2 separate regions of the Homo sapiens genome follow, and region 1 is linked to region 2. Evidence: read pairs that join two places in POLR2A ChIA-PET (ENCODE). Cell type or tissue: OCI-LY7. All regions are shown on one strand. Each heading gives the region's core, and the rest is flanking DNA. Links, peaks and the distances in the headings are about the cores only. Region 1 overlaps ETV6 (ETS variant transcription factor 6). Region 2 has its middle 100 kb from the start of BCL2L14.

Region 1 (15,910 bases), core at 5,078-7,577, 230 kb before region 2:
TTATGTAAAGGCTTCTGTCACCTGTCTACTCCTTCTTCAAGCTGGCTGTTTATTCGGCACAGAGGAGTAAATTACAGGTGGATTATGCAGTGACAAGCACTTTTATACCTCCTGTAAGAACAGTTTATACCAGGGGTCCCCAACCCCCAGACCGCAGACTAGTACTGTCCGTGGCCTTTTAGGAACTGGGCCGCACAGCAGGAGGTGAGTGGCGGGCAAGTGAGCATTACCACCTGAGCTCCGCCTCCTGTCAGATCAGTGGCAGCATTAGATTCTCGTAAGAGCACGAACCCTGTTGTGAATGACACATGTGAGGGATCTAGGTTGTGTGCTTCTTATGAGAATCTAATGATAAATGTCATGTGCTTGAATCATCCTGAAAGCATCCCTCTGCCCCCAGTCCGTGGAAAAATGTTCTTCCACCAAACCAGTCCCTGGTGCCAAAAAGGTTGAGGACTGCTTGTCTATGCCTTAAAAAAAAAAGGTCCATTTACTTTGCAGTCATAGAGGACGCAGGGCTGGACTTGAGGAAATCTACCTAGAAATCCCCTTCAGGTTAAGATTTATGACATTAGCTTCACTATTGAATTGGATCATAGACATCTATAATTAAAGGAAACCATTTACACTTTATTGTTCATTAAATGTTTAAACCACCTGAAAAGATTTTTTTCTAATTGAGCCTTTTTGCATAGTTACCAGTTACCCGTATCTGACTTCAAGTCTTTAGCCGTATACCTACATGGTTCCATAGTTATCAATGTTTATTTACAATTTAATATTCTTCTTTAGCATTATTTAATATCAAAATGATAATATGTACTACGGTAGGTTGGGCTTTACAGCTTACAAAACACTTTGACATACATTCTCTATTATTTTTGATGGCTCTGTGACATACTGAACTGAAGCAACAGTTTAAGGCTATTTCTAAATTGGGCTCTGCTCAAGTGTGAGAAAGCGTGACAGTCAACATGAACTAGCTTTAGCCTTATCACCGTTTCCTGCTCAGGCAGGTAAGATCTGCTGAAGGAAGGAACCGTTGCCAACTGGCCAGGTGTGCCAGTTCGTGGCCTAGAAGGGGCAGCTGTCAGTTGAACTTTGCCCATGTTTTCAGGATTTTATCTCAACTCCTGAGTAGTCTCATCTGGGTGGGAGCACTAGAATTGAAGGCCTGTTCAAAGGTTTTGTGCCTTTAACTGGAGAATTTTTTGGAAGCCCCTTAGAACTGCCAGGCAGCCATGTGGGATCAGGTGGGGGGGACTGGGCTGCTGTGTGGTAGATTTGAGTTCATGTCTCATAAATGGACTCTCCCCGAATCTGAGAGGGTTGCTCCCTAAGTCAACTACTTAATAATTAATGGAAAGGAGATGTGACAGGAATAGCCAATTTCCCTGTCCTGTTTGGTATGACTGTTGGCAATTTGATGATTCCTTCCTTAACCTTGAAGCAATCTCAGTTTGACTGACTCATACTATGGGGAAGATAGTGGCCTTTGAACTCTTGACTCAATACAGTCTTGACCTTGGTTAGATACTACCTTGACCTCTGGATAAAACTGTACTGGGCATTACTATTTTATTGATTGTTCTCTCAACAAAACAACCGTATCTTTAAAAAATTTTTTTATCTTACATGTCTGAAGTAGAAGGTCACCTCTTTTGTAGTGAAAAAATAACTATTTTCCCCATGGTGTGCTGAATGCATGGGTTAAAGCAGGTAGACCAGCTGTCCTGGGTTTTATCCCTATGTGTTTTTTGCTGATTCACAAAGGCATTTAATTTCTCTCTACCACGCTTTCTAGGTCTGCAAAATAGAAAGGGGAGTTCATGACCATCTATGCGTTACTGGGGGATTTTTCTGTGCAAGCGAAAATTATTGATGCAACCAGAGGACTTGCTGCCAGCGTCGAGGGGTGCATTTTACTCCCTCTGTAAAGAGGCCAGCAGTAATGATAGAAACACAGTGCATTTGACTCTGACCTTATATTTGACAACTCTTCCTCTACAATCCTTAAAAAACATGCCTCACCATTTAAGAGACCAGCAGCAGGCCTTCAGCAAAGCCCACGGTCTAGGCAGCCTTTGTAGGCCTCTGGGATTGTGGTGAGAAAACCTTATCCCTCTCTTATTTCCTGATAACTTTACATTTTAGAGGTGTCTGGAAAGAAAGGTGGCAGAAAAGCAGCATAACCTGCTTGACAAGTCCTGTACAAACAGAAGTCCAATGAGGCTGCTGCTCTGGGGTTGCCAAGCTCAAGGAAGCCAATTGTAGTGTGCACAAAGGTGCAAGTCACCAAGGCCTCAGAGAGCTCCAAGGAAGCCTGTGCAAAGGCAGGATTTAGAGTTCTAAGGACGGGTTGTCCAGCGCAGCCCAGCAGAGAACCTAGGTCCATAACTGTGGACTCTCCTGTGAGGGAGCCATGTTGCGGGGTGGACATCTGACAGTTGTCCCTGCTCTGTGAACCTGCGACTTCATCCTACAGGTGCAGAGAATGGTTTTGGCAACTCTCTCCACCGCAGAATGTGGGCGGACTTCTGAGCTGGGTTTGATTTTCCTCTTTTGCTTTGGAGTGTACAACAATCAACCCTTTAGAGCAGAAGTAGAGGAATGGAAGACTTTCCCATGGCCCAAGACCCCTCAGTGGGTTGCTGTTTGCTCTTCCCTAGAATATTATAATGTTCAATTTATGCCTCCAGGAGACCAGAGACACACGTTTCCCAAATGTGGGTACAGGTGGCTTTAAGCTGTTTCTGTGAGTAGAGGCCCAGTGACATGTTCCCCAGTGTAACCCCCTCCTTGGTTTCACATCCCCTCTACCCGATTCTAGGCCAAGCCCCTCCAGTGTAGTTGGTGACCCAGAACAGGTGAAAGTGAGGCTGCCTTTTGTAGCACTGCTCTTTGTGAATGGGAAGTGCTGCTGGGGAGAAATGATTTTAAGTGTGAGCTTTGCTGTTAGGGGCAGCCCTCTTTCTCCACTGCAATAAGAAGAGTCATGACTAAGTCTAGAAAGGCAGGTTTTGATCTTTAGGATACTGTGATGTATGAAATAAAGGTATGTCCTTCTTATTCGGTGTTGCATTGTCAGCACCTAACACAGTGTTTAATTAAAGCAAAAATTTTTGTATTGAAAATATAACTAGGTGGAGGAGTAAGTCAGTGCTACTTAAGTGTGAGTATTTGTCTTCCCTGATCAGATGGTTTTCTACGTACTCAAAATTTCATGTAGTAAGAATGCAGGATGCTTATGGAGAAAAGTGAGTGTTGTTTGTTTCTCCTTAATATTTATATATAAAAGCAAGAGCTTATTAAACTTTTAGACGTCTTTGGAGGTTTGAAATTTCCCACTGTTATTCTTAAGAAGAGAAGAGAAAGAATAATTTTTTTTCTTCTGTCTTATTGGCCTTTAAGGAAAAGCGAATTTCAGAAAAACATGGGACGGAACAGGAAGTGTTTACAGGTTTAGTCATACTTGTTAGGTATGAAAAAGCCCCACTGCCTTCTCATATTGTTTCTTTTATGAACTTAACACTTCCTACTTTGAGAATACCTTCCTCCCCAAGGGCTCAAAGCCCTTCATAGTCATTAATTTGCATCTTGCTAATTTTCTTAAAAAATTAAAATGTTAACTACCATTTAGCTGGTATTCTACCAGCTAAAACTTCCAGCTAAATGCATTTTGTCTGTCTGTATGTATTAGCTCAGTTGAAAATGTGATCCTACTGAAGGCAGTAGGGTAACCGGCTTGTCCCAGTTTCCCTGGGATTTCAGTTTTAGTACTGAAAACCCCACATCCCCGGAACCCCTTCAGTCCCAGACAAACCAGCATGGTTGGGTCACCCAAGAAGGCGACCAGTTCAGGTAGCTCTGCATAAAGAGAAGATGTTCCACCCTGCAGTCCTTACCTTAAATCTAGGCAGCTACCTTAAGAATTGACCTAGACAGCAGTGTGTGCATGGCTCAGTGCAAATCTTTAGCATCACCTGGTAGAAGACAACACTGAGCACACAGTCGCAGAACTAGTGCAGTTCGAGGTACGTGGAAATGTCTCTGCAAAGTAATATTTCTGGTTTCTTGTTTTTTTGTCTACCCTTTTCCCCTTTACTGCACTATATGGTGAAAAACGAAAACAAGAACTGCTAACTACCTGATTTCCGAAACAAGAAGTGTGATCTCAAATATTTCTGTTGATCTCAGGTTTTTCATCTGAAAAATGAGGATGCTGGTCTCAATTTCTAAGGCCCCTTCCTGCCCAAACTTACCAGGAGGAAAGAAGCTGGAAGTAGAAAGCAGGAGAGGTTCAAAAAGAAAATGGGATGCATCTCCTTTAGTAAGCTCTACTCTGGAGAAGGACGTTGTCCTTCAAGTACAAACCTTTTCACCGACTTGGGGAGTTTCCCCCCATTGTATCCCACCCCATCTTTTTCTGCCATCGTGCACTGTGTCGTTTGAATGTGCTGCTTTGTCAGGGCTGGGGGCTTCCTTGGTGCTCCAGCTTGGCCACATCCGACACACAGACCACCCCGTCCTCCTTCTGCCTCTAGAGGACCAAGAACAACCCTTGTTCTGAAAGCACCCTGTCCCTGAGCCTGAACACATGACCCTGGATGTCAGAAGATGCTCTTCTCCATTTCAATTGCCCAATTCCAGCTCTGTAATCATTATGTTAAATGATACAAGTTTCAAAAAATATATATTTCTAATAGACTTTCTATTATCTTCCTTAAATCCACAGTGTCACTTTCATTCTTACTCCTCATTTTGGGGTGAAAGTGTAGAAAGATTGTGGCTTTAGAATCTGACGTACTTTGCTTCAAATTCTAGCACCACTGTGTGACATTGGGAAGCCCGTTCTTTAACCCCACTCAGACTCTGTTTCTCCATTGATGAAATAGAAACATACAGTATCTTATGTGTCTGGCACATGGAAGGTACTCAGCATATTAATATTAACCACTTTGGGCTGGGCGCAGTGGCTCACGCCTGTAATTGCAGCACTTTGGGAGGCCAAAGCAGGCGGATCATGAGGTCAGGAGATTGAGACTATCCTGGTTAACACAGTGAAACCCTGTCTCTACTAAAAATACAAAAATTTAGCCAGGCATGGTGGCAGGTGCCTGTAGTCCCAGCTGCTCGGGAGGCTGAGGCAGGAGAATGGCGTGAATCCGGGAGGCAGAGCTTGCAGTGAGCCGAGATCGCACCACTGCAGTGCAGCCTGGGAGACAGAGCGAGACTCCATCTCAAAAAAAAAAAAAAAAAAAAAAAAATTAACCACTTCATTCTTCTTAGCCCTTCAAGCCCCCGCACCGTGTTTTCTGACATATCATCTTGTTTTCATCCTTTCTCTTCGGTTTAATTCCAGAGGGTACAGAGAAGGTGTAAGTTACAGGTAAAGGAGAGTAAGTGCACTGTGAGTGGGTGCTGATGAAATATCACAACAGGTTCTCATTCTGACAACTCACACTAGGCCATGCTTCCCCGGAATATTTATGGAACTAAGTGGAAAAAAGGATCTTTAGCAAGGATCCAGCACCCTCAATGCAGGGAATGAAATGTGTTTATTATTAGAGCAATCCAGTTTCCATACAGCTACCAATATACACACACCCACATACCCTGTTCAGCCATACTGAAGAGTTTACTTGTAAATCCAGGCGAAGCTGATGCTGAGAGGTGGCCCGCTGTACTGATTTTGTAAAACCAGCAGGAAAACCTCTGCTCGGCCGACCACTTGATGTTTTAGTTGCAGCCACTAACATGTTAATCAAAAGAAGCAAATACATGTTTTTCCCTTGAGAAAACATGGATAGTGGTGTAACGGAAATTACCTTGAATTATTCCTCCTCAAGTATCTATCCAATCTAGATAGATGGATTATCTGATTGCACCAGGAGATGCAGACCTGGCAGTGGCTACTTCTATTGCAGCATCTTTAAAGGAATCAGATCTTTGGATTTCCATTTTCCCATTTTTATTCTTATTTTCTCCCTGCTAAAAAACAGTTTGCAGAGGCACTTGAAAGTGATATAAACTCCATAGTAGATAATAGTTGTACATGAACATCGTATCTTTTATCATATAGTCCCCTATGTAATTAGGTGATAGCTTGAGCCTAGCACAGGTGGCGCTGCTGAGCCATCTCGGAAATGACCACATCTGAACTGGGCGCAGTGGTTCATGCCTGTAATCCCCACACTTCGGGAGGCCAAGATGGGTGGATTGCTTGAGCTCAGGAGTTCGAGACCAGCCTGGGCAACATGACGAAACCTCGTCTCTACAAAAAATATAAAAATTAGCTGTGTGTGGTGGTGCTCACCTGTGGTCCCAGCTACCTGGGGGGCTGAGATGAGCAAAAAAAAAAAAGAAAAAAAAAAAAAGAAGAAGAAGAAATTACCATATCTGTATGTCTATACATAGGTATGTGGATTTATCACAGTGCTGGTACAAGTACTTTTGTCATTGATGTTTATTAAGCTTTTTATGCTCCAGGCACTATGCAAAATTGTAGGGCATTATCTCCTCTAATCCTCAGAATCTTATGCAGTAGGGCCGGTGTTGCTATTACTCCATTTTATAGATGAGGAAACTTAGGCTTGGGGTGTTTAAGTAACTTCTATGAAGTCACACAGTAAGTGCTAGAGCCAAGAGGCAAAGTAAGCCTGGATGCTTCCAAGCCGTAGCTCTTAACCACTATGCTATACTGCTCAAAAATATTTTTAGAACTGAATGAAGACATCTAAGGAAAAGGAAAACGTGGTCCCTAATGGTCTTTTGTGATAACAATATGAAACCTTTCGTCTCTAAAGTGTCATGGAAGTGAAACTTGAAAGGCTCTGTTCTTCATCTTCTACTTATTAATGGGCAAAATGTCTTCGTAATTTATGGCATGTGTCCCAAAGGTGCAAAGGTGGCAAGGTGGCCTTTTTTTTTTTTTTTTTTTTTTTTTTACTAATACTAGGTCCTGCTTCCAAGCCTCCTATTTCTTCACTTCCCTGTGTACCAGGGTTTACCTGCTGCTTAACCCACCCACCCCACTATACGTGTCTGTAGTAGACCCACCAACATTCACATGGCCACTTCTGCTGAAAGTACCTCCCAGGATAGAATAGGGTCACAGACCCCCAATTGTATAAGCCTTTGGCTTCTTGATGTCTCTGCGAGTTACGGTTATGGGAGTTGGTCTTTGGTGAGATTAGTGGTGAGATCAGTGGGTGGCACCTAGGGTGATTTATTGAATAGTATGGGGTGAGGCTGAAGAGCAAACATCCACGTAAGTGTTGTCTGTTTTGGAGTTTGAAAAGTTGTCACCCTAATAAACAAACTACTTAATTGAACAGCCCTTGCTTGGCGTGATCAAAGAAAAGACCTAGACTTTGCTATCAGTAGGCTCTGGGTTCCAGGCCTGGCTTGTCACTTACGATGATGATGATGATGATGATTTTTTATTTTTTTGAGATGGAGTTTCACTCTTGTTGCCCAGGCTGGAGTGCAATGGCACAATCTCGGCTCGCCACAACCTCCGCCTCCCGGGTTCAAGCGATTCTCGTCTCAGCCTCTTGAGTAGCTGGGATTACAGGCGCCCGCCAGTACGCCTGGCTAATTTTTGGTATTTTTAGTAGAAACGGGGTTTCACCATGTTGCCCAGACTGGTCTCGAACTCCTGACCTCAGGTGATCCACCCGCCTTGGCCTCCCAAAGTGCGGGGATTACAGGCGTGAACCATCGCGCCCGGCCAGCTCGTCGCTTATTATGCAAGTTGTATAACATTGCTGAATCCCAAGTTTTTAGTCTTTAAAATGAGAATTTAAATGTCGCCCTTATTTTGATTGCTGGGAAGTTTAAATGAAACAGTGTATGTGCCTGTCACATAGTAGTTGACAATAAATGATAGTTTCTTTTCCTTTTCCCTTAAGTAAGTTTTTTTTCCCTCTAGCCTATAAGCTCCTTAAAGAAGATAGAGATTTTCTTTTCTCACTCATTTCCATATTCTCAGCCCTTAGCAGTGCCAGGCACATATTTGCTGAATGAAAGAAAAATCTTTTACAAAGGTCTTCAGATCATTCATTCACCAGACAATTGTTGAGTATCTACAGTGTATCAGGCACTGTTCTTGGAGCAGGGCAGTCTTAAAAAACACACACAAACATAGTCTGTGTCCCCTTTTTTAGTCTAACTGGGAGAGAAACATTACATAGATAATTAGAGCAATGAACAACTTTGATCCTTGAGATGGGATTTAAATTTTAAGAGATAGGTGACATTTGGTGTCAAGTCTGTCCAGGTATACTTGATATTGTTTTTGATCAGGTACAAGAAACGGCAATATACTGTTATCTATAACTGGTTCTGAAAGATCTGAAAGAGGTGTTTCTAAAGTATTTTTGAGGAATGGTGCTGCTTTTTTGGAATAAGTATAAATACATTGTAAAGTATCTATTTCGAGAGGGAACAGACTTGATGGGATGGGATCATAGTAGGTAAGGTGTTCCAGGAACTTGGAACATACTGGAATAAGGCTTAAACACAAGTCACAGAACTGGGTGATAGGGCGGTGAGCGCATCTACTGGAGAGGAGATGGGGCAGGGCTGGCAGCTTGTAGCAAGATTTTTATGTAGACAGTTAGACTTCAAACTTCATCAGTAAGTCAGTAGATGGCCCTAGGTGGAAACACAGGACAAAAGATGAATTTGTGTTGGCACTAGAAATACTTTGAGCTCATCTAATGAGGCTCATTCATTCATTTGGTAAATACTTCACGAGTGTCCAGTGCAAGCTCTGTTCTAGTTGTAAGGGATATGGCAGTGAACAAGGCAGACAAGGTCCCTGTGCCTGCAGAGTTTTGATGATAACCTTCCCCCCTGGGTGTGTGGGAGGGCCTGGGGCTCCTGTGTGGTTTGGGGGTCTGAGAGGTGGATGAAGGTACAGTAGGCCCACAGTCGTGGAAATCAAAGTCCAAGCTCCAGTGAACCATCAATTAAGAAACAAGGGATTGTGAAGAACAAGACCTAGATCCAGACTGAAGGGAAGGATTTGCTGAGGAGTTCAGGCCAGCATGGGCTGGGGTGACTTGGCCTGGAACTCTACAACAGTCAGGACAGGGAGTCCTGAATAGGGGCACCTGCAGCTGAGTCCATGGATGGGGAGGGACCTGTGTAAGGCACTGAATTTAGACTCTGCACGCAGTTCTAAGAGGTGTTCTCAACACGTTTATGCAACTAAAAAGTGTTTATTAACAGTGTTTTGAAACAAGTGGGATTTTTGTTGAGGTTGTAGGATAATTCAGGGTCATATGGAGATTTTTATTCTATCAGTATTTGCCCTGTCATGTAGATGAGACACGTTAGAGGCAAGCCTCTGAAAATTAGATTGATTTATTTTTCTAGTCTGAACCGAGGAAAATAACTACTTGTCTTCTATCTCCTGGTGCTCTAATATATGTAAAATGTTGTCTTATGGTGAGACAATGCATATTAATTTTTTAGGCACTTGATGGAAGAAGTGGATGAGGGAAGCAGCATCGGTCTTTGAACCTAGGTCAGAAAGAAATGGAAGCCATGGTGTGAGAATAATGCATCATGGTTTGTATGGCCTTTTTCATGTATTTTAACTCAACTGATTTTCTCAGGGCCTCATCAGTCAGTCAACGCAGTTTTCTCCATCTCATAGCCAAGGAGACTGAGACTCAGATCTGCCCCTGCCCACTTTTTTTGTAGTTTTAGGGGGAAGCATAAATGTGGAGGAAGTAAATGAGTGTGTTTGTTCAGGCTTAGACTTTTGTTATTTTTTAGCCTTGCAGGGAAGGGGAGGAAAGCCAATAACGATGGCTAGAATTGGAGATAGAATGAATGCAAGTTGCATTAAACTGTAAGGTTAGTCTCGGTAAGAGGTTGTTTATATGGTGGTGTCTTGGGTGTATCTTACCATGTAGCATTCTTCGTTTTAAGAAGGATTCCTTCCGGTGCAACATCAGTCACAGCATAGAAAGCCTATGCTGCTCTGCTAGTTTGCTTGCTTGCTTGCTTGCTTGCTTGCTTTCTCCTTCCTTCCTTCCTTCCTTCCCTCCCTCCCTCCTTCCCTCCTTCCCTCCTTCCTTCCTCTCTCTTTCTCTTTCTCTCTCTCTCTGTTTTTTGTTTGTTTTTGCTTTTTTTTTTTTTTTTTTTTTAAATTTGAGACAGGGTCTTGCTCAGTCAGCCAGGCTGGAGTGCAGTGGCGCAGTCATGGCTCACCAGCCTTGCACTTCTTGGGCTCAAGTGATCCTCCCACCTCAGCCTCCCAAGTAGCTGGAATGTACCACCATGCCCGACTAATTTTTAATTTTTTTTAATGGAGACGGTTTTGCCCTGTTGCCCAGACTCATCTCAAACTCCTGGGCTCAAGTGATCCTCCTGCCTCTGCCTCCCAAAGTGCTGAGATTACAAGTGTGACCCACTGCGCCTCTGCCCTGTGCCACTTTTCCACAGCTGCTTTACCTACAGCCTGGGAGTCAGGCCAGCAAATGACGACACCCCAGGCACAGACATGCTCTCTAGGAACTTCGAGTCAGGTATTTCACTTTGTAAAGAACTTCCATTTTAATTCTATTTTCTCCTAGTTAGAGACTCATCTTTCTTCTGAGGGGTGCAAATGATTCTTTGGAGAAGTTTAAACCTGTTTTACGGTTCAAACTCAAGATGGTAGAAACAAGTCATATCCAAAAGAGTGCCCCGAGCTCTAAGAGTTGTGGCTGCGCAACGTTTTTTAGGTGTCTCCGAAGTGTTATGGCCAAGTTCAGGATTGACCCAGATGAGGAGAGGTTGCACTGCATAGTGATGATTTGTGTTGGGGAGGAGAGCTGAAACTTTGCAAAGTGGCGTCCTGAACCAACTTGTTTTTCAGCTTCTAGGGAAATTTGTTAGGTAATTTTTAAAAAAAGAGAGAGAGAGACAGAGAAGACTTAATTTGATGGAGCCTAAACTCCACTGTCTTCTTTCTGCTGAGTGCTAAGGGGCTCATGGTCTCTGAGGACAGAGGGCAGGAAAACACCTTCATGCCCTGTGTCCTCTGTAAGGGGCCTCTAGTATGAGGGACTCTGATGACTATTGCTGTTGGGGAAAAGAAGGAAAAGGAACAGGGGTCAACTTCTGTCATCATCTCTCCAGAGTTTATGATGTTTCTGAAAGGATGGGGAATAGTGCGTGGCCCCCACTCATCCCTGTGAGGTGCTGCCCAGGTATCCAACCTGCAGTGCACATGCTCGCCACTGGCACTGGGGATGGTGAGTGCAGCAGAGAGATGGGATTCTTAATTTATTCAATTTTAATTAAAAAACACAGTTCAGTTGTTAAAAACCTATTTAAGTGTGTTTGGAATAGCTTGGATATGTGAATTTACCTTTTCAACTGTGAATTTTATGAACTCTAAATACAGATCAAGTATTTCCAGCAAAAATTTAGTGTCGGATTTGAAATGTGCTCTAATGGAAACTAGACACCAGATTTCGAAGACTTAGTATGAAAAAAACATAAAATACCTCAGTAATTATCTGTATTGACTATACATTGAAAGAATATTTTGGCCACATTGAGTTAGGTGTCCTATGTTATTTAGATGCATTTTACCCATCTCTTGTTTTTCATGTAGCTACCAGAAAATGTTAAATTACCTATGGGGCTCCCCTTATATTTCTGTGGGACAGTGCGAGTCTAGACAGTGCCTTACGGGATCCATCAGAAGCATTATTGGACTTTCTAGGGAAAGTTGCTGGACTTCAAAAGTTAGAGTCATAATTTTTCCCGTTGTGTTAACAAGTTGCTTTATGTGGATGGGTTTATGACAATTGAGGGTTGGAAAATAGGTTTTAATAAGAGTAAGTTAATTGAGAGGACAGCTTTACCTCTGTTAATCAGAATGATTTTAAAATGCATTTTCACCCACTCAGAAACCACTGATTCTCATGGGAACAAAAAACTACATTCGTGCGTAGTACGAATTTGTGCCTGCTGGGTCCTTGTACCTTTACGCCAGGCAGAAATCTCCGTAATCGTCAGTGTAGATTTCATTTCCTTGTGGCAAGGAATATAAAGTAATACAACCAAAGGGGAATTCCACTGCATGAAAGGAAATATTAGTGCTCGTCTAGCTCTTGTTTCAACCCTATAAGCTCCAAGTGATTTTCAGAGTCCCTCCTTCAACTTTTTTGTTAAACTTTCCAGATTTTCCTATTTATAGATTTCAGTTGTTGGCAGCTACATGTTGGAACCGTTGTTGAAGCCCCTAGTAAGACTTGATGCTGTAGCACGCTTTCACAGCTTGGTTTGCAAGTTGCTTTCTAAAGATGCAAAGAGAATTACTACCCACTCTAGTAGTTTGAACAACCCAGTGAATTTCAGATATTAAAGCCATATTCATGCCACTGTTCTCCTAATTCTATCACTGTTTAGAATTGCATTTTGTCTAAAGGAAGGATAGATAGAATACTACTAATAATATCAAGATGCTCAGAAACTGTTGAGAATTTTTTTTACAGGAAGAACTTAAATTTCCAGAGGCTTTTAAAAAAAAATTTATTAAGGAAGGAGTAAATAAATACGCCGGGTTCTTGAGTAAACTACTTTTACCCTTCAGAACCACTTTGTACGTAGACTTTATCATGATGGCCAAGAGTTTTTAAAATACTATAGGCAGAGGGTATACTCTAGAGAAAGAAGACAACATTGGGTTTAGGACTGCTAGCCCCATCCAGAGCAGTTATGTGGTTCATTCAGGGATCTTCTTAGCCCTTCAACCTCAATTTCTACATCTGTGAGGTAGGTTTTGTGCTAGTTCTAGTGACATGACTCGTGGGTGTATTAGGAGGATATAGCAGCATGTAATTGAAGGGCTTTTATCTTGGAAAAGCCTTAGTAGGCTCAAGGTTTCTAGTTGTTTAGGGTTCTAAGATTTTACTAACTAGTCAGCTGCTTGGAGTTCAAGGCATTTCTTCAGATTATAATGAGTTGATAGTGCAGTGTGCAAAAATAAAGACCGAACCATGGTAAGTAGCAAGGTTACTGTAAGGAAAAAAATGTGTCCCACTGGCCCCTTTAAAATGGCACAGGTGCATCTCTGTAGCAACCTTGACAGCCATCATGTGGGATCATTCCCCTCACCCAGGGAACAGTGGTTCCCCAATCTCCAATCTCTCCATTCTCCAGCATGAGAAAGTGGTCTGGAGCTTGATCACATGAAGATGGACAGACACAGCCTTTTGGATGCGAGAGAGGGAAGGGAATGCAGGCCAAAAGTGGGGTGGGTTTTCCTTTCCTCTTCCTTGTTTTTTATTAACCTTGTCTTGCTCCTGCCACACACAAGTGCAGCCAGTGCTCAGGACACTGCTCCGTGTGGAGCTCCGGAAAGTGAAGCTGAGAAGCCTTCCTTGGGGTGGACATGGGGGGAGCTGCAGAGGCAATAGGGAGAAAATAACAACCATGGCTCAGGCACTGCTTGGAGCAGTTGTTCATATGTAGGTCAGGTAGTCATCATTCAGGAACTTCCTGTATTACACAAATAATCTCTATTTTATGGTTAAAGGTAGGACAGTGATAATTTACTCAGGAGGGAAGGACAATTAGCAAATTGATTAATAAGGTTTCTAAAACCTATTGTGAAAGAGAATCCTTTAACATATGTCTTGATTTATTCTGCTTATTTATGTCTTGATTTAAGACAGTGATTCGCAACTTTAGCTCTGCATATTGCAATCACCTGGGAGCTTTAACAGCGTTCATGCCTGGCTCCCATCCCTGGAGATTTACTTGGCTATTGGGATTGTGTTTTAAAGTTTCTCCAGGTGATTCTAATACACAGATAATAGCCAGAATGCCTGATTTAAAATGTTTCCTGAATTGTTAGCTGATCTTGAGTGCATATTTTCTATGTACTGTTGCACACTAATAGTTTTAATGAAGGCACAGAATCTTATGTAAAATAAACTGTTAATTGGTCTTAACTACAGGGCTACAAGAGTTTCCTTCTTATTTCAAGCTGCTTAATATTCCGTTAATCACTGTTGTCATGCACACACACTTCTGTATTCCATTCTCATTCATTTACTTTTTAGAATGGTATTAATGCTGGTGGCATTTGCAGGGTAGTAGTCACCTTGTCAGTAGAACTTGCTTTAGTAATTAGTTGTCAGAAACAAAACTCCCCAGACTTTCTACCCATGACCACAATGAAGGGAATGATGCCTTTTCTGAGTCCCTATTCCTAAGAATCAGGAAATTTCTATGATATTTGACAAGTATAGGTAGAAATTACTTGCCAAGGTGATTATGACTTCTGGAAAAAATTTTTTTAAAGGAAACACAGGTGTGTAACACTCCTAATCAGTATATAAGATTGTTTGTATGTTACTTTTTCGAGTTATAAAAGGAAGAGGATAAATTCTGCCTCCTTCCCCAGTTACTGTCAATCTTCAGTCTTCTTTTGAATTAAGTTAGTTTCCCATTTTACAACATAAAGACAAGTTTAATTCTTAAGGCTTACATAAAAAAGTAATGTTTAATTTGGGATTTCTCAAATTCTTCATCATAATAACACCTTGCATTAGTAGAGAACCTTTGTTGCAAGAAGATCAAAATATTTTATAAGCTTCATCTCATTTTTCTTTTCTTTCTTTCTTTTTTTTTTTTTTTTTTGGAGACAGCATCTTGCTCTGTCGCCCTGGCTGGAGTGCAGTAGCACAATCACAGCTCACTGTAGCCTCAACCTCCTGGGCTCAAGTGATCCTTCCACCTCAGCCTCCCAAGTAGCTGGAACCACAGGCACATGCCACCATGCCTGGCTAATTTTTCATATTTTTTGTAGAGACGGGGTTTCGCCATGTTGCCCAGGCTGGTCTCGAACTACTGAGCTCGAGGGATCCTCTTGCCCTGGCCTCCCAAAGTATTGGGATTACAGGTGTGAGCCACTGCGCCAGACCTCTTTTATCTTTGAGATAATACCGTGTGACGACAAAGGCTGGGTATTGTTATCCGAATCTCTCACACAGCAACACTGAGGAGACATTGACTCATTTCTTTTACGTTGCTTTTTAAGTACAGTATTGTTTGGTTTTGTTGAAAATTATTTTGGTAGTAAACATTTTCCAGAGATATAAATCTTTTCCAGACTCATTTGCGCTTGTTACTGTAGGTAGAATTCATGAGGCTTTTCCTATTTCTGTTTATTTCGGAGCCTGAAGTGACCCAGGAATTATGTGATATATGTAGAGCGAGGGAATTTCTTCAGTTTGACTGTGGTCCTGGTTGTAACCCAGCCTTCTTCCTTACAGATGGGGGTGAGGGTTGGGGTATCCCTTAGAGCCTGGTGTGTCTTCATACAAACAGCTTTGCTGGGGCTGCCTAGAGCCTGGGCCAGCAGTGGGGTAGTATCAAGTACAGGGCATTATTCAGCGGTTCTCCACACTCTCCTCATTTGAATGAGAATATAAATCTTCTCCCCTGGCTCTCATGTCACATCTTTAAAACCTCAAGTTTCTTATTAGGCATGTGTGGTCCATTTAAGCTCTAGACATTTCGAAAAGATAAATCACAGGGCAAAACATCTTTCTAGTTTTGAAGGAGGTCTGAGTTGCAGCTCGCTGGGGTTGTGAGTCTGAGCCGTCGCTTTTCTTTCTCTTCCTTTTACAAGACTTCCAGGATATAGCCGTTAAAGAAGGACACAAAAAAGAGCAAAGCCCTCAGTGATGCTGTGGCACAAAGAAGAAAGCTACTTGAGGAGGAGGCGAAGGGTTTACGAAGAGGCAAAGAATGCAGGTGAAGGGAGGGAGGAGTTAATAGTTAAGGCTCAGGTTCCAAGCCCTTTGGGCTGCCAGTGTCTGCAGGAGCCTTGCTTTCATCCTTTCCTTCTGCCCAGGTTTTAAGTCTCATGAGTTAAAACCTGGGGAAG
Region 2 (15,910 bases), core at 5,334-7,833:
TGCCTTCTCTTGCAATCTACAAATTGAAAAGCCTGTGAGACCCTCAGGACACTCAGGCAAGTTTTCCAGCATATGTGACAATACCAAGCCTTAGTGCATTTGCCTCTCACGTGGAGGAGTCTCTTCTAAAAATGAAACAGAGATGAAGGGTGAGACTCTTACAGTGGTTCAACTCCCCTAAGATCCTCTTGTGATTTAGAAGCATCTTGGAAAGAAATCCTTGACACTCGCCTCGCCCACCCTGAGCTATAAGGTAAAGCTCTCGGTGGTAAACGTGGCTCCCTGGTAGGGAGACTTCTTTTATCCTCATTGTTTCTGGAGGGGGAAGTGTTAGCACAGAGACTCCCTGGGAAACCCGAGGATGCCTCACCACCTCACCATAACAGCAGGAAACCCAGAAATGATTCACAGCTGAAACCTCTGGCCCACATCGACACATCACATCACATGGTTGTTTCAACTGGAAACCAAACAGCCATCTGGGCATGATTATCTGTATTTTTGTGAAGGTGTAAATACACAGTGAGTAGGAAGAGTCCAATAAAACCTATTATAATGTTGGTGGTGGGCACCACAAAGAGAGCACCCCTTAATAGACATTCCCTGGTCCAGTGAAAGACATACTTTGTACTGAGTCCCGCGCCTGGGAGACCTTCCAGGAAAGTAAATCCCCAGGAGAGAGAGGCATTTCCCAGTAGGTGCTTTGCTTTTTGGTTGTTTTCTTTTCTTGGTTGTTTACTTTGTTCTACTTTGTTTTTACTACAGTTCTGTCCTACTGGTGGCGGAGTGGGACTCCTTCATGATGTGGCACAGTTTCCTTGAGTTTTAGGAAGAAACGGCCCATGTGGCAGATTCAGAAACAATGAATCAGCACCTAAACAAACAGGAAGGTAAGCGGCCCTCCCAAGGTCACCTGGGTAGTGGCAGGGTGTGAACCAGAGTCCAGGTGTCCTGACCACCCACCACCGCCTGTCCTCCTCCCTCATACAAGATCCCTTCTAGGCCAGCGCTGAGAATAAAGGCAGCGGCATCATGGGGAGGGGGTGAGGACAGAAGGGTCAGGGAAGGCACTGGGAGGGAGAGGCAATCCCAACCCAACTCCAACAGCCTAGGGTCAAAGCCCAGCTCCACTCCTGGCAGCTGTGAGACTTTGGTGCATTTAATGTCCTTGAGCCTCTATTTCTTCACCTGGAAAATGGGATTGATGACAATATGCGTCCCTCCAACAACTAAATGGCACATCAAAGCTTTGGTTAAAGGGGTTGGCACATCGTGAGGACCACGTCAGCTCTTAATACTCCAATGATGGCTTCCCTATAAGTGCAGAGTCTTCTTCAAGTGGTGGTTAGCACGGGTTTTGCCTGTTCCTTTAATCATGGCTGTGAATTTGCTCCGGCACCATTGTTCCCAAAGTAGAATTTACTGGCAGCTTCCCCCCACCCATGACCCATCTCTGCTTGGAAATTTTTTAGTAGTAGTACTGGCTACTTTTAAGGAGAACTCATTCCACTGTTGCACAATGGCAGCTCTTAGAAAGATCCCTCTTGAATTGGGATAAAATCTGATCTCCCTCTCTATAATTTCTCCCCACTGGTCTTAACACTACTGCTTTGCTTCCCATACTTGGAGAAATGCTCCCCCAGAGACTCTAGGTGATGTATTGGGGATCAGTAAACCCATAAAATAAATAAGGCATGTTTTCCTTATGAATCAAATTAAAATGAAGATTTCTTAGGGAAACAGAATTTAAGCTTTGCATTGAATGGTTATGCTTTTTAAAATATGTTTCAGGCTGGGCATGGTGGCTCACGCCTGTAATCCCAGCACTGGGAGGCCGAGGCGGGCAGATCACCTGAGGTCAGGAGTTCGAGGCCAGTCTGGCCAACATGGCGAAACCCCGTCTCTACTAAAAAATACAAAAATGAGCCGGGCTTGGTGGTGGGCGCCAGTAATCCCAGCTACTGGGGAGGCTGAGGCAGGTGAATCGCTTGAACCCAGGAGGTGGAGGTTGCAGTGAGCCAAGATCACGCCACTGCACTCCAGCCCAGGCAACAGAGCGAGACTCTGTCTCAAAAAAAAAAAAAATTACATTTCAATTTAAGATATTTTTTATTAAAACAAACAAGCATATTTTAGTATATAATATAAAATTCAAATCATTTCTTTTTCAGATTTGGCACAAAAAAGTTTGCTTCGGGCAACCATTGCCAGCTCTATCCAGACCTCCAAGGAGTGAGTATCTATTCACTTGCCTCTGACACTGAGGATTTCTAGATGGAGAAGGCTGAGAAATGCTACTCTGTTGAACAGAGCTACAAAGAACAAATGTAATTCCTTTCCCATGGGGCTGCCCATCAAGTTTTCCTAAGATCTTACAGTTGGAAAGAGACTTAGAAGTTGTCTAAATCGATCTCCCTTCTGCAGCAATCCTAACAGATGGTCACCCAGCCTCCGCTGGATCAGGCTCAGAGCGGAGAAGAGACCACATGGTAATCATTGCCATTGCATCGCTGGCCAGCTCTGATTGTTAGAATGTTCTTTTCTTAAGCCTAGCGCCATGCACAGGGGCCCTGGAATGTGGCAGACCTGAGGTGGACTCTTGAACCAGCCGCTTCACCTCACCGGGGCTCAGTTTCCTGTAATCCCAGCACTTTGGGAGGCCAAGGCAGGCGGATCATCTGAGGTCGGTAGTTCGAGACCAGCCTGGCCAACATGGCGAAACGCCGTCTCTACTAAAAATACAAAAATTAACCGGGCTTGGAGGCAGGCACCTGTAATCCCAGCTACTCGGGAGGCTGAGGCAGGAAAATGCTGTAAAATGGGGTGAATGGTGTTAGCTATATCACGAGGAACAAAAAATGGACAAAAAGCCCTTAGCATTCTGCCTGGCATGTTGAAGGATTCAATAAATGTTCCCTATCATCACCATTCCCTTCCACAGCTTCCATAAGCTAAAATTCTAGAGCCTGTTTGTAATGCTTCTGCAACACCATGCTTTACATATTTGAAAACAGTTAATATACTCTCCCCTGGCTGCACCTAAAAAGCTTTTGTTCCTAAGTTAAATATGCCCCCACCTTCCTTGATAGAATTAACCTCGAAACCTTTCAGTGTATGTTTTTCAGAAAGCTGTTTGAAAGCATGTTAAAAATTCTTAGGAATGAACTGGAGAAATGTCAGAAGACAAAAAGTGCCACGGAGAAAACAAAGGGAGCAGAGGAAAGGGATGGAAAAGGCTAGAATGCAGGGGGCGGGTGCAGTTTAAAATACAGGAGTCGAGTAGCTCACATTCAAAGAACTGGGCTTTCTTATGAAGTTTGATTGGAGACCCTGGCCTGGACCAAAATGGGGCACTCCACTCCTTCTCAGAGTTGCAGGCAGACAGATCTGCCGTGCAGCACTGGCCACCCAGGCTGAAAAGCAGGAAGACCCGAGGAGGGGCTTGGCGAGGGCAGCCCAAGTCTGCTCACTGGGTGGCCAGAAGCACAGCATCATCCTGTGGCCTCCACAGAGAGGGCCAGGAAGCAGGAGGTGGGGCACCAGGAGACCCTGTCTTTACATCATGCTCCAACCCCTAAAAATATGGCCCAATGCATGTATCAAGCTCTCATCCATCCAATTAATTCCTCCTTCTCTTATAGAGAAGAGCAACCAAGGCCCGGCATGATGGCTCATGCCTGTAATCCCAGCATTTTGGGAGGCTAAGGCAGGAAGATCACTTGAGCCCAGGAGTTTGAGATCAGCCTGACCTACATAGCGAAACCCTGTCTCTACTAAAAATACAAAAATTAGCCAGGCGTGGTGACACATATCTGTAACCCCAGGTACTTGGGAGGCTGAGGCAGGAGAATCACTTGAACCCAGGAGGCGGAGGTTGCAGTGAGCCAAGATCATGCCACTGCACTCCAGCCTGGGCGACAGAGGGAGACCTTGTCTCAAAAAAAAAAAAAAAAAAAAAAAGCAGCAACCAAGTGTTAGGAACTGAACTGTGTCCCTCAGAAGTTCATATGTTGGGCCAGGCACTGTGGCTCATGCCTGTAATCCCAGCACTTTGGGAGGCCAAGGTGGGTGGATCACCTGAGGTCGGGAGTTCGAGACCATCCTGACCAACATGGAGAAACCCCATCTCTACCAAAAATACAAAATTAGCTGGTCGTGGTGGCGCATGTCTGTAATCCCAGCTACTCGGGAGGCTGAGGTAGGAGAATCGCTTGAACCCAGGACGCAGAGGTTGCAGTGAGCCGAGATCACGCCATTGACTCCAGCCTGGGCAACAGGAGCCAAACTCCATCTCAAAAAAAAAAAGTTAGTATGTTGAAGTCCTAAATTCCAGTGTGACTGTGTTCGAAGATAGGGACTTTATGGAGGGACTTAAGGTTAAATGAAGCCATGATGATGGGACCCTAATGTGATAGAACCAGGGCAGATCACTTGAGCCCTTGTAAGAAGAGGAAAAGACACCAGAGCTCGCTTCCCACCTGCCGCAGAAGAAAGGACCAAGCGAGGAAACCGTCAGAAGGTGATCATCTGCAAGCCACAGGAGAAACCAGCCCTGCCCACACCGTGACCCTGGACTTCCAGCCTCCAGAACTGTGAGAAAATGCATTTCTGTTGTTTAAGCCACCCAGTGTGCTATTTTGTTACAACAGCCCAAACCAACTCAAACACATAGCATAGCAGTTCCTCAAAAAAGTGGCAATGTTAGTGGAAGTTTCTTCCTTTATGGGTTGAAGCAGAACATGGGGAGAGAAGAGTTCCCCATTGTAGGTAGATTCTTAAAATAATTCAATGCTGTAATTATAACAGATAAGAATGTAGGCTAAAACTAAATTTAAACAGGAAGTTACTTATTTACCTCTAGCTATGAGTTCAATATATTATCTTATTCTTGGAAAAGAAAGAAATGAAATAAAGCCTTGAACAGAGGAAACAGTAAAGAAATAAATCTGCATGGAAGAAAATGGAAAAAGTAAATGAAGTTGGAAGTTGTTAAGTACCAGTATTCTTTAAATTATTTACATGAATTCAGATGTGTAAATCCTCATTGAAGGCAGGAACATTTGTAAAGTATTTACTGGACGCCATTTGTAAAGTCCTTTACTGGACGTATTCAGGGGGCTGAACTAAGTGTGGAAGCTATTAATAAAATAAAAGGTAATATTGATCGTGCCTTTAGAAACTTCTATTTTAGAATGCAAATACTAATAATACCCGCTGAGAATTTAGAGACTATCCCTTATCTCCAGAGGCACTAGCCGCCCTGCAAAGGTTAGGGAGCTCAACAGAAGACCAAAGGGGCTAACAGCAAGATGGAGCAGGAGAGAACCCATTTACCTGGCAGGTGTGAGAAGAGTCAAGGTGTTTCTAAGCACACAGCTGAAAATGGAAAACAGGTGGGTGCTCCTGAGCAGGGGTTGGGGGCCAGAAACAAAGAGGGGCACCCATCAGCACTGTGTTGACAGGGGGGATGAAATTTCAGAGAGATCATCTGGGCCCAAACCCACAGAGCCGAAGGGCCCGGAACACGGGTAACGGGTGAATGTATTCAGTCGGGCCTCCTGCCGCTTGTGGACCTGCTGAGGCCTTTGACGCCACATAAACCAAAATGAGCTGAGGCTTGGAGACTGGGTGGAAGCACTTGGGAATCTCATTTGACCTGTGGATTTTACTGATGGGAAAAAGGAGAAGATGCTCAGAGTGGTGGTCAGCTGCTCTGCCCACATGGGCCACCCAAGAGCACCCACAACCCGCCCTTACACCATGTCCATAGAAAGGGAGTGGTTTTTGGGTTCAGAGGAGAAAGATATCACTTCCTTCTGGGAGCAGGCGTCGGGTAGAGAAAGGGATCAGGCAGGTCTCAGGTTACGCAACAAGAAAGCTCAAACCACCTCTGTCAAACTCCCTCTGATTCTCCTTCATCCTCCTGTTCCAGAGCTTGGTGACTAGGATGCTCCTCTGTGTCCTGTGCAATCTCACAGGCCTTGAGCTTGTTCCCCGGGAGTAACCTCTGCAGAAGCAGGAAATGCCCTCTAGTCAGCTCTTCCGAATGTGAGAAATGAAAGCCTTACCAAAGGAAAGCTGAGGAAACGTGTTCTTCCTTCCTTCCTCCCATCCTTCCTCCCTCTCTTCCTTCCCTCCATCTTTTTTTTTTTTTTTTTTTTTTTTTTTTTTGAGACAGGGTCTTGCTCTGTCACCAGGGCTGGAAAACAGTGGCACCATCATGGCTAACTGCAGCCTTGACCTCCCAGGCTCAAAGAATCCTCCAACCTCAGCCTCGCAAGTAGCTAGGACTATAGGCATGTGCCACCACACCTAGCTAATTTTAAAATAAAATATTGTACAGACACAAGGTCTCACTTTGTTACCCAGGCTGGTCTTGAACTTCTGAGCGCAAGGGATCCTCCCACCTTAGCCTCCCAAGTAGCTGGGATTACAAGTGTGCGCCACCATGCCTGACTAATCTTTGTATTTTTAGTAGAGATGGGGTTTTGCCATGTTGCCCAGGCTGGTCTTGCATTCCTGGCCCCAAGTGATCCTCCTGCCTCGGCCTCCCAAAGTGCTGGGATTACAGGCATGAGCCACCACACCCAGCCTCCGTCCCTTCTTTCTTTATCTTTTCTTCCTTCCATTCTTCTTCTATCTTTCCTTCTCTCCCACCCTTCCTCCTTTCCTCCCTTTCTTTTTTCCTTTCTTCCATCTTTTATTCCTTCCTTCCTCACTTTCTCCCTCTATTGTTTACCATTTATTGAGCCGGTCAGCCCTTTGCCAAAGATCACAGAATGCATATAAAGATATGTTCTAGATCATGATTTTGCAGTGCTTACAACCTTAGGGGGAAAAAAAAAACGGATGATGAGTTAAAAATTAAACCAGCCGGTGAGGGGCCACTAGCTTCACTGAGGCAAAGAACCTCGAAGCATGATTCCATTTCCACAGATGGGGCCGCAGGAGAATATTCTGAGCCCAGCACAGAGGCCCAGATACACTGTGTTCTTCTGGGAGTCCAAATCCAGCCCTGAGAGCCCTGTGTAGGAGGGGGCTACGGCTCAGTGGAGGTTTCCTCTGCCTTTAAAATAGTTCTGGGATGTGATTTTTTGCCTTGAGTTACTAAGCTGAAAAAACAAGCCAGAAATACCTATTTTGCTCAAAATAGCCCAGTCCTCCCTTATGCCAGGTTCTCGGAAGCTGCCTTGGGTGCCTCTGCCCCACACAAACTCCCAGCACCGCCCACCTTGGTGACTGATGATGTGGGCAGAGGGGAGCAGAATGGGAAGCAGCAGCTTGGCTTCTCTGCCTGGCCTCTCTGTGCTCTTTTGTTTTGTGTTTTTGAGACAGAGCCTCACTCCGTCACCCAGGCTGGAGTACAGTGGTGTGATCTCAACTCACTGCAACTTCTACCTCCCGGGTTCAAGTGATTCTCATGCCTGAGCCTCCCAAGTAGCTGGGATTACAGGCACGCACCACCACGCCTGGCTAATTTTTGTATTTTTAGGAGAGACGGGGTTTCACCATGTTGGCCAGGCTGGTCTTGAACTCCTCACCTCAAGTGATCCGCCCGCCTCGGCCTCTCAAAGTGCTGGGATTACAGGCGTGAGCCACCACTCCAGGCCAGTGACTTTTTGAATTACAGTTTTTTCCAGATCCTGAAGTCTCCCATTCCTGCTCAGTCTCTACCCTCTACTCATCATAGTTCCTGTTTTTTGAGTACTAGATACTTTGTATATATTTTTTAACTTGTCTTTAATTATTGTCCTATTTACAGATGAAAAAACTGAAGATCAGAGAGGTTGTATAACTTGCCTAAGGTCATAAAACTACTTAATGATGAAAATTTAAAACCAAGTCTGTCTGACTCTGTAGCCATGGTTCTCACTGTCTGGTCCCTGGACCAGCTGTATCAGCACCTCCTGGGAACTCATCAGAGACCTAATGAGTCAGAAATTTGGGGGGTCAGGTGGAGCCATCTGTGTCCTGGCAAGCCTCAAGGTGATTCTACTGGACACTCCCAACCAAGAACCACTGTTCCAGCACGTTCCCTTCATCTCCACGCCATGCTGCGTCTCCAACTTCCTGCTCTCCAAAGGCAAAACTCACCATGAGGGAATCATCCAGAAATAAAGTTGATTTTCACTTCTCCCTGCAGATGCTCCCAGGGAGTTAAAGGTGACTCTTCACTCCAGACTCTAAATTTGACCCCCTTTCAGGCGGCCACCCCAGGTTCATTATCACACCAATCAGCCAACTGTTTTGAGTAGAAATCTCCTTTCCCACCCTGTAAGGAATTCCAGGACACCGTCTATGAAGAGGGAAATCATAACTTGGCTATTTGTTCAGGACACCCCTACCCTCTTCCAGACCAGCAGCTCATTGAGACACCTGCCCTCGAGATACCACTTGACTACTGCCGCCAGTCGACAATTATTGATCAAGTACTGTGTCAGGTCCTCTGCTAGGCCGTTTGAGACATGTTATCTCAATTAATCCTTACAACAACCCAAGAGGTAGACATGATTATTAGCCCATTTCAAAAACAAGAAAACTGAGGCACAGATTATTTGCCTAACTTCACTAGCTAATAAATTACTGAGATGAGACTTAAACTCAGTTTGTCTCAAGAACCCCATGGTCTTATCCAGTATGCCCTATTGCCTGTTACGGGCCTTTGTCAAACAAGTCTTCTCTCTTGGTGCACTCCAGGCCAACTTTCTGTGTTCCAGCTTGAGAGTCCTCTTTGCAGCCATGTGAATCCAGTGTCTTCCTCTCGTTAATCCTCTAGGACACCTCTGCCCAGCTTTCTTCCATCCCCCCGCACCTGGCCATTTCCCTCTGGAGCTGTTTCCTACTAGCTGGGCTCTCACCTCCCAGACACTTTTCCTTCCTTTAGACCAGCTTCATCTCCTCTATGTGCTGCTCAGCATGGAATAAATTCTATCTTTTTCCAATTCCCAATTTCTAAGGCAGGTTTTTTTTTTTTTTTAATCTTACCATCTCTGCTTTGACCAGACACTTGGTACAACTTCAAACATTGTCGCCTGTGGTTTGGCTGCCTAACAAGGAGCTCTTGGCCCGCTTCGAAGCCAGCCTTCTTGAAGCCTGCCCTCACATTTAGCGCCCTTAATATAGACTCTGTCTACCACAGATCAGCGTGTACTGAGAAGATAGATCGGAATCAGGGAGGAGGCTATTTCATTGCCTGGTGGTGGAACCAATACTCAGTCTGGTGATATAAACTGAAAAATGCAAAAGTGGGGAAGGCAAGGTGAAGAGCGAAGGCAGCTTCTCAGACTTGGCTCGTGAGTTCATAGTAAGGCATCTCCAACAAGAGTCTTGCAGCGGCCTCCTGGAGGGTCCCTTCCATCCACAGTGATTGGGGCACAGGCTGGCTCAACCATAAAGGCAAACAGGAAACTCTGCCAGCAAAGGAAAAAGGAAGCTCTCAGATTCCTGTTCCAAGCAGCCTTCTGGGAAGGACTTTATCTTGGGGGAAAGTTTTACTAAAGGAAATTTGACCTGAAGTTGCAAGTTTCCTTTGTTGAGAAAAGCAAATAACATGAAAGGGGAGAAAAGCAACAAGATGAAAGATTGGTCATCACAGATGCAGATCTAATCTCTGCCATAATATAAACTGGAAGAACCTAGAACCCTGGGAGGTGAGAGTGGCAGGCGGTGGGGGGGTGACATGAGCAGAAACAACAGACAAGACGAGGCTGACCTCCCACAGGGGCAGCGAGGGCCCTGGCTGACCAGAGAACAGGACGAAATAAGGCTTTCCAGGGCAGGTTAGAGTCCTTTAGTATCAGGATGCAGTGTTTATAATCTCATGGGCCATGGAGAATTCTGTGCTCTAAGCATCTGGGAAATGAGATAATCAAAGCATATAAATAATACCAGTCAACTTTTTTAAAAAACGGTCAGTATTTTTAAACACATATTAAAATCTTCTTGAGCCCTTTGCACATATTAACTAATTTAAACCTCACAACAACCCTATGAAATACATAACCAATATTATCACTTCCCTTTATAGGAGCACAGAAAGGTTAAGCACCTTGTTCAAGGTCACACAGTTTGTAAGGCTCAAAAGCAGGATTTGAACGCAGGCCATCTGGTACTAACGTCACTCCTCTTAACCACCATACCTGACTGCAAAGCAGTCTCTAAAATTAACGAAGTGTGATATGGTTTGGATGCTTTGTTTCCTCCAAATCTCATGCTGAAATGTGACCTCCCATGGTGGTGGAGGTGGGGCCCGGTGGTAAGGACAGACCTCCCATGAATGGCCTGGTGCCCTCCTCGTGGTAATGAGTTCTTGCTCTGCGGTCACAGGCAATCTGGTTGTTTCAAAGAGTGTGGCACCTTCCTAGCCCTCTCTCATCATAGGAGGTACTGGCTCCCTCTTCACCTTCCTCCATAATCGAAAGCTTCCTGAGGCCTCACCAGCAGCAGATCCCAGCACTATGCTTCGCGTACGAACTGCAGAACTGTGAGCCAAAATAAAACCTCTTTTCTTTATAAATCCCCCAATCTCAGATATTCCTTTATAGCAATGCAAAAACAGACTAACTCAAGTGTATCTTCTTCGCTCTGTTCTTTAAGAAGTTTGGCAACTCTTGGGATGGTAAAAGAGGATAGCAGAAAGAAAACTGGGTTGGAATCCTAACTCTATGATTGAAGAAGGGGAGCTGGGACCTTGAACCTCATAAGGTGATTATAAGTAATGAGATAATATGCGTCTCTGGCACATAGTAGATGCTCAGTAAATCATTACACTAGCTCATATTCATTGATGTTTATCAAGGGCTAAGTATGTGCTAGGCCCTAGACATAAATCTCCTGAATTGAATTCAACCAGATTAGATCGATTTTACACTCCTGCTTCGTTTCAGGGCATGAGGAATGCTGAGAGTCAGCCTCTTGGGGAAGTTCTCAAAACTTCAACTCAATTTGTGTAGTAGTTGTGCACAATTCAGGTGAGGTGCTCATATTTCCTCTTAGTCATATTTTAATAAATGAAATATATTCTATAGTTTACAATCATAAAACAACTTTCTTTCTTCTGTTGTCCCTTCAAACCTTCTCTTTAAGAGGTTCTTTCTCTGCCCCTAGTTGAGATTTCAGACAAGGCAGGTGGCTTTCTGAGTCATTCCCGGACACAAGGGTCATTTTCAGTCGCAGGCACCACCTCATTTGAGTATTTTAAGTAGCCAGGCTATGGTAATAATACAAACCCTGAGCTTTTATTTATATTGGAGAGTCTCCCCTCTTACAGTAGGGCAAGACTGCAGATGGTGATTGTTTGCCAGTAGCCAGGCAGGGCTGTGTGGCCAATGTCCTCCCCATCTCCCCCACTGACCCTCCTCGCACACTCCCCAGCTGCCGCTTCTGAGCCATTCAGGATCAGACTCAGGGCAGTGGGTATTAGAGGAAAAGAGCAGCAGTCTTACATGATGGGGACGCTCAGAACCTGGTGCTGGTGCCCGCTGAGCCTGGCAGATATGCAAAGCTGACCCTTTTGTGAAAGACACTGCAGGTTGTCCTGGGAACCTCCAACTCAGTTAACATAACACAAACGTGACCGTATGTCCACTTTGCAGGGACAGTTCCAGTGGAATTCTGTTGCCTCAGCTATCTGTTAGTAGGCAGCTATTTGAGAAAGGATTCTTTCTCAAAAGTATCTCCAGTTAGGTGATAAGTTATAGAGCATCCTACTTAAAACAGATGAGGCTTCTCTGGAGGCACAAAGTTCAGCTTCCCCCCAGAGATCTCCTCACACTGGTCACCGCATCTGTCCAGGGGGGTCTATGGACAGAGTCCCTTCAGGAAGGCTCCGGGCTGTCTGCCTCCCGCATGGCTCAATCTATATCCATGGATAATGGATGCCTTTCCTCACCATTGTCTAGGAAACTGCAGCTCACACCTACTGCAACTCACTCTCCCTCCCTCTCTTTTTGCAGTTCTTCCTTCTCAGGCCTATCTTACTGTCACTTCTCAGTCTTCATATTCCTCCCACTCCCAGTAGTATACGGAAGCCCCCTAAAGCCCCTCTCACTTGGCTTACAGTGAGGGGAAGTGTCCCTCACTCCTCTGCTCTACGAGCCTTCTAACACGTGCCTCCAAAGGAATCTGCACTCTTGGCTGTTTTTTGTTTTTGTTTTTGTTTTTTTTGAGACAGTGTCTCTTGTTCTGTTTCCCAGGCTAGAGTGCAGTGGCACAATCATAGCTCACTGCAGCCTCAACCTCCTGGGCTCAAGCAATCCTCCCACCAAAGCCTCCCAAATAGCTGGGACTAATTTTTTATTTATGCAGACAAGTGTCCCACTGTGTTACCCTGGCTAGTCTTGAACTCCTAGGTGCAGGTGATCCTCCCACCTTAGCCTCCCAAACTGCTGGGATTACAGGCATGAGTGGCCACGCCCAGTCTCAACTCTCTTTAAAGGTTGGAGGTGGGTGACTATTAGTCTTAGCAGGCCTGGTTTTATCATTTCTTAGCATGTCATGAATAACAGTTCCTCTTCATATTCTTTATAATGTGGTGTCAGTTAATACCTATTGTAATATTTTCTGAGTTTAAGGATTCTGCCCATCACGTGAAGGACCTCTTCAAGGAGAACTACAAAGCACTGCTCAACGAAATAAAAGAGGATACAAACAAATGGAAGAACATTCCCTGCTCCTGGGTAGGAAGAATCAGTATCGTGAAAATGGCCATACTGCCCAAGGTAATTTATAGATTCAGTGCCATCCCCATCAAGCTACCAATGACTTTCTTCACAGAACCAAAAAAGAGGCTGCATTGCCAAGTCAATCCTAAGCTGAAAGAACAAAGCTGGAGGCATCACGCTACCTGACTTCAAACTATACTACAAGGCTACAGTAACCAAAACAGCATGGTACTGGTACCAAAACAGAGATATAGACCAATGGAACAGAACAGAGCCCTCAGAAATAATGCCGCATATCTACAACCATCTGATCTTTGACAAACCTGACAAAAACAAGAAATGGGGAAATGATTCCCCATTTAATAAATGGTGCTGGGAAAATTGGCTAGCCATATGTAGAAAGCTGAAACTGGATCCCTTCCTTACACCTTATACAAAAATTAGTTCACGATGGATTAAAGACTTAAATGTTAGACTTAAACCATAAAAACCCTAGAAGAAAACCTAGGCAATACCATTCAGGACATAGGCTTGGGCAAGGACTTCATGTCTAAAGCACCAAAAGCAATGGCAACAAAAGCCAAAATTGACAAATGGGATCTCATTAAACTAAAGAGCTTCTGCACAGCAAAAGAAACTACCATCAGAGTGAACAGGCAACCTACAGAGTGGGAGAAAATTTTTGCAATCTACTCATCTGACAAAGGGCTAATATCCAGAATCTACAATGAACTCAAACAAATTTACAAGAAAAAAACAAACAACCCCATCAACAAGTGGGTGAAGGATATGAACAGACACTTCTCAAAGAAGACATTTATGCAGCCAAAAGACACATGAAAAAATGCTCATCATCACTGGCCGTCAGAGAAATGCAAATCAAAACCACAATGAGACACCATCTCACACCAGTTAGAATGGCGATCAATAAAAAGTCAGGAAACAACAGGTGCTGGAGAGTATGTGGAGAAATAGGAACACTTGTACACTGTTGGTGGGAATGTAAACTAGTTCAACCATTGTGGAAGTCAGTGTGGCGATCCCTCAGGGATCTAGAACTAGAAATACCATTTGACCCAGCCATCCCATTACTGGGTATATACCCAAAGGATTATAAATCATGCTGCTATAAAGACACATACACACGTATGTTTATAGCGGCACTATTCACAATAGCAAAGACTTGGAACCAACCCAAATGTCCAACAATGATAGACTGGACTAAGAAAATGTGGCACATATACACCATGGAATACTATGCAGCCATAAAAAATGATGAGTTCATGTCCTTTGTAGGGACATGAAGCTGGAAACCATCATTCTCAGCAAACTATCGCAAGGACAAAAAACAAAACACCGCATGTTCTCCCTCATAGGTGGGAATTGAACAATGAGAACACATGGACACGGGAAGGGAACATCACATACCGGGGCCTGTTGTGGGGTGGGGGGAGGGGGGAGGGATAGCATTAGGAGATATACCTAATGTAAATGATGAGTTAATGGGTGCAGCACACCAACATGGCACATGTATACATATGTAACTAACCTGCACGTTGTGCACATGTACCCTAAAACTTAAAGTATAATTAAAAAAAAAAAAGGATTCTGCCCATCTCCGAAACAACAGGAAGAGTGAATTGAATTTAATATCTAATTATGTATGATTTAATAAAGAAGAAGGGGAAAAAACCCTCCTGGTCTACTAAATCCTGAAAAGAAGATGATTCCTGTCTCAGTGCATGACCCAAAGCTACAGCAGATTCCAGAAATGCAATGTTGACCCTGCAGGAAAGTAGCTGAGCAAGTGCAGCCTTAGCCAGAATTTCCCTCACCATAAAGAGGGGACAGATGCCACCAGGTCTGCCTCAGCCCATTTTCTTGAATTTCTTCTTCAAGATGCCAATGGATGTGGCATCTGAAAGTCTGATTCAGGTTTATGGCACTCATACCCTGGAAAAAAAGCTCTGTACAAGTTTTAGCTCAGCTTTGAACATGTGAACAGGAAGTCTATCCTAGTATTGCCCCTTCTATATGGGAAAACCTGGCTGCACAGCTAACTAAGGTGTGCACAGAAACATCAGCCTCGCTGGTTGCAGTTCTCAGTCTTTCACCCAATCCAAAAGGTAGAGAAGGAAGATGCTCTTCTCTGTGTCTTCAGGGGGTTCACGGTGGTATCCTTCGAAGCTGAAGGGCAGAAATCCAAGAATACGACCACACAGAGGAATCACTGTGTTCACCTCCGTTTTTCCTATGGGTACCTCGAGAAGACTGCTGGGCATTCCCAGGCCACAGGTTGGCTCAGTAGCTTAGCCAGGAACAATCTGTGAGGCCTGACTTTTAGCTCTGTGTCCTGCTCACTATACAACTCAAGCTCTGTGGAGTAGCGTGTCTGCAGAAACAAAGAAAAGCTTTTTAGAGTAATCGCAACTTTTCCCACAAGCCGTGTTTTCATAGGAGCTTTTTGCTTTTTTTCCCAGCAGCAAGGTAAAGCAAGCAATTGAACTAACTTGTTCTCAGATCAACGAGTCCATTGTGTGCTTCAGGGAGCAAAAGGGTGTTTTGTTGTTGTTGCTTTTTTTCTCTCTTTCGATGTTGGTTTGGAGCAGAAATTAAACTTGGCCATGGGCTAAGAGGGAAAAGAACTGGATAGACAACTCTTTCTTTCTTTGGTTGGGATTCAGATTTCTGTAAAAATCCATAGGTTTATAAGTGAAATTGTTACTAAATATGTACCTACTGATACACATGTCCTCTTTCAAACACCCCTTCACCCTGCTCCTTTCCTCCTCACAGTAGCGCCAGCTACACTCCAGAACACTAGGACAACTTTAATAAGGGGCTAAACTATTTGTGCCTGACATTGCTTGATTATCTTGCCAGGAAAACAGATGCAAGGTCCTGAGGTACTATCTCAAATACTGGCAAAGAAAGGGAGATTGAAAAGTTCATGCTTACCATGAACAAAATTTCAGATCAAAATTCTACAATGTCCTAATCTACTTACAAATTGGGGAAAGGAGTGGCACTATTTTTTCCCTGTTTCTCCTCTGCTCACAGGTGATTTCAACAGAGTCTGTTCTCAGTTCTGGACTAGTTTAACTGTAACTGGAGCCAAAACAGCTCAATAGGAAAGAACTGTTTTTTTCAGCAAATGATGCTGGAACAACTGGATAGCCACATGCAAGAGAATGGAGTTGGGTCCCTGTGTCAGTCAGCTTGGGCTGCCATCACAAAATACCATAGAC

Evidence for each region. ChIA-PET counts read pairs that join two places held together with the same protein. Peaks named below come from ENCODE experiments on the same cell type or tissue, not always from the same donor. Only the 100,000 strongest peaks of a DNase experiment are listed, where the experiment ranks them.
Region 1: POLR2A ChIA-PET joins it to region 2 with 5 read pairs; 3 of 35 experiments call an interaction of 5 or more read pairs at or near these places.

The regions. Positions count from the first base shown.
Region 1 is chr12:11,728,166-11,744,075 of GRCh38, forward strand. All of the region lies in intron 1 of ETV6 (ETS variant transcription factor 6), which reads left to right. Among named protein-coding and RNA genes, the nearest start is that of ETV6, 86 kb to the left of the region's middle. RefSeq lists a silencer at 851-1,000 and enhancers at 2,251-2,360, 2,601-2,700, 6,027-6,076, 15,293-15,342. In OCI-LY7, for the core only: CTCF peaks have their summits at 6,127 and 6,332; a DNase peak (open chromatin) is centred at 6,133; H3K27ac peaks cover 421 bases.
Region 2 is chr12:11,958,473-11,974,382 of GRCh38, forward strand. No RefSeq gene overlaps it. Among named protein-coding and RNA genes, the nearest start is that of BCL2L14, 100 kb to the right of the region's middle. RefSeq lists a silencer at 1-137 and an enhancer at 103-1,302. In OCI-LY7, for the core only: no CTCF peak of the experiment used is centred there; no DNase peak of the experiment used is centred there.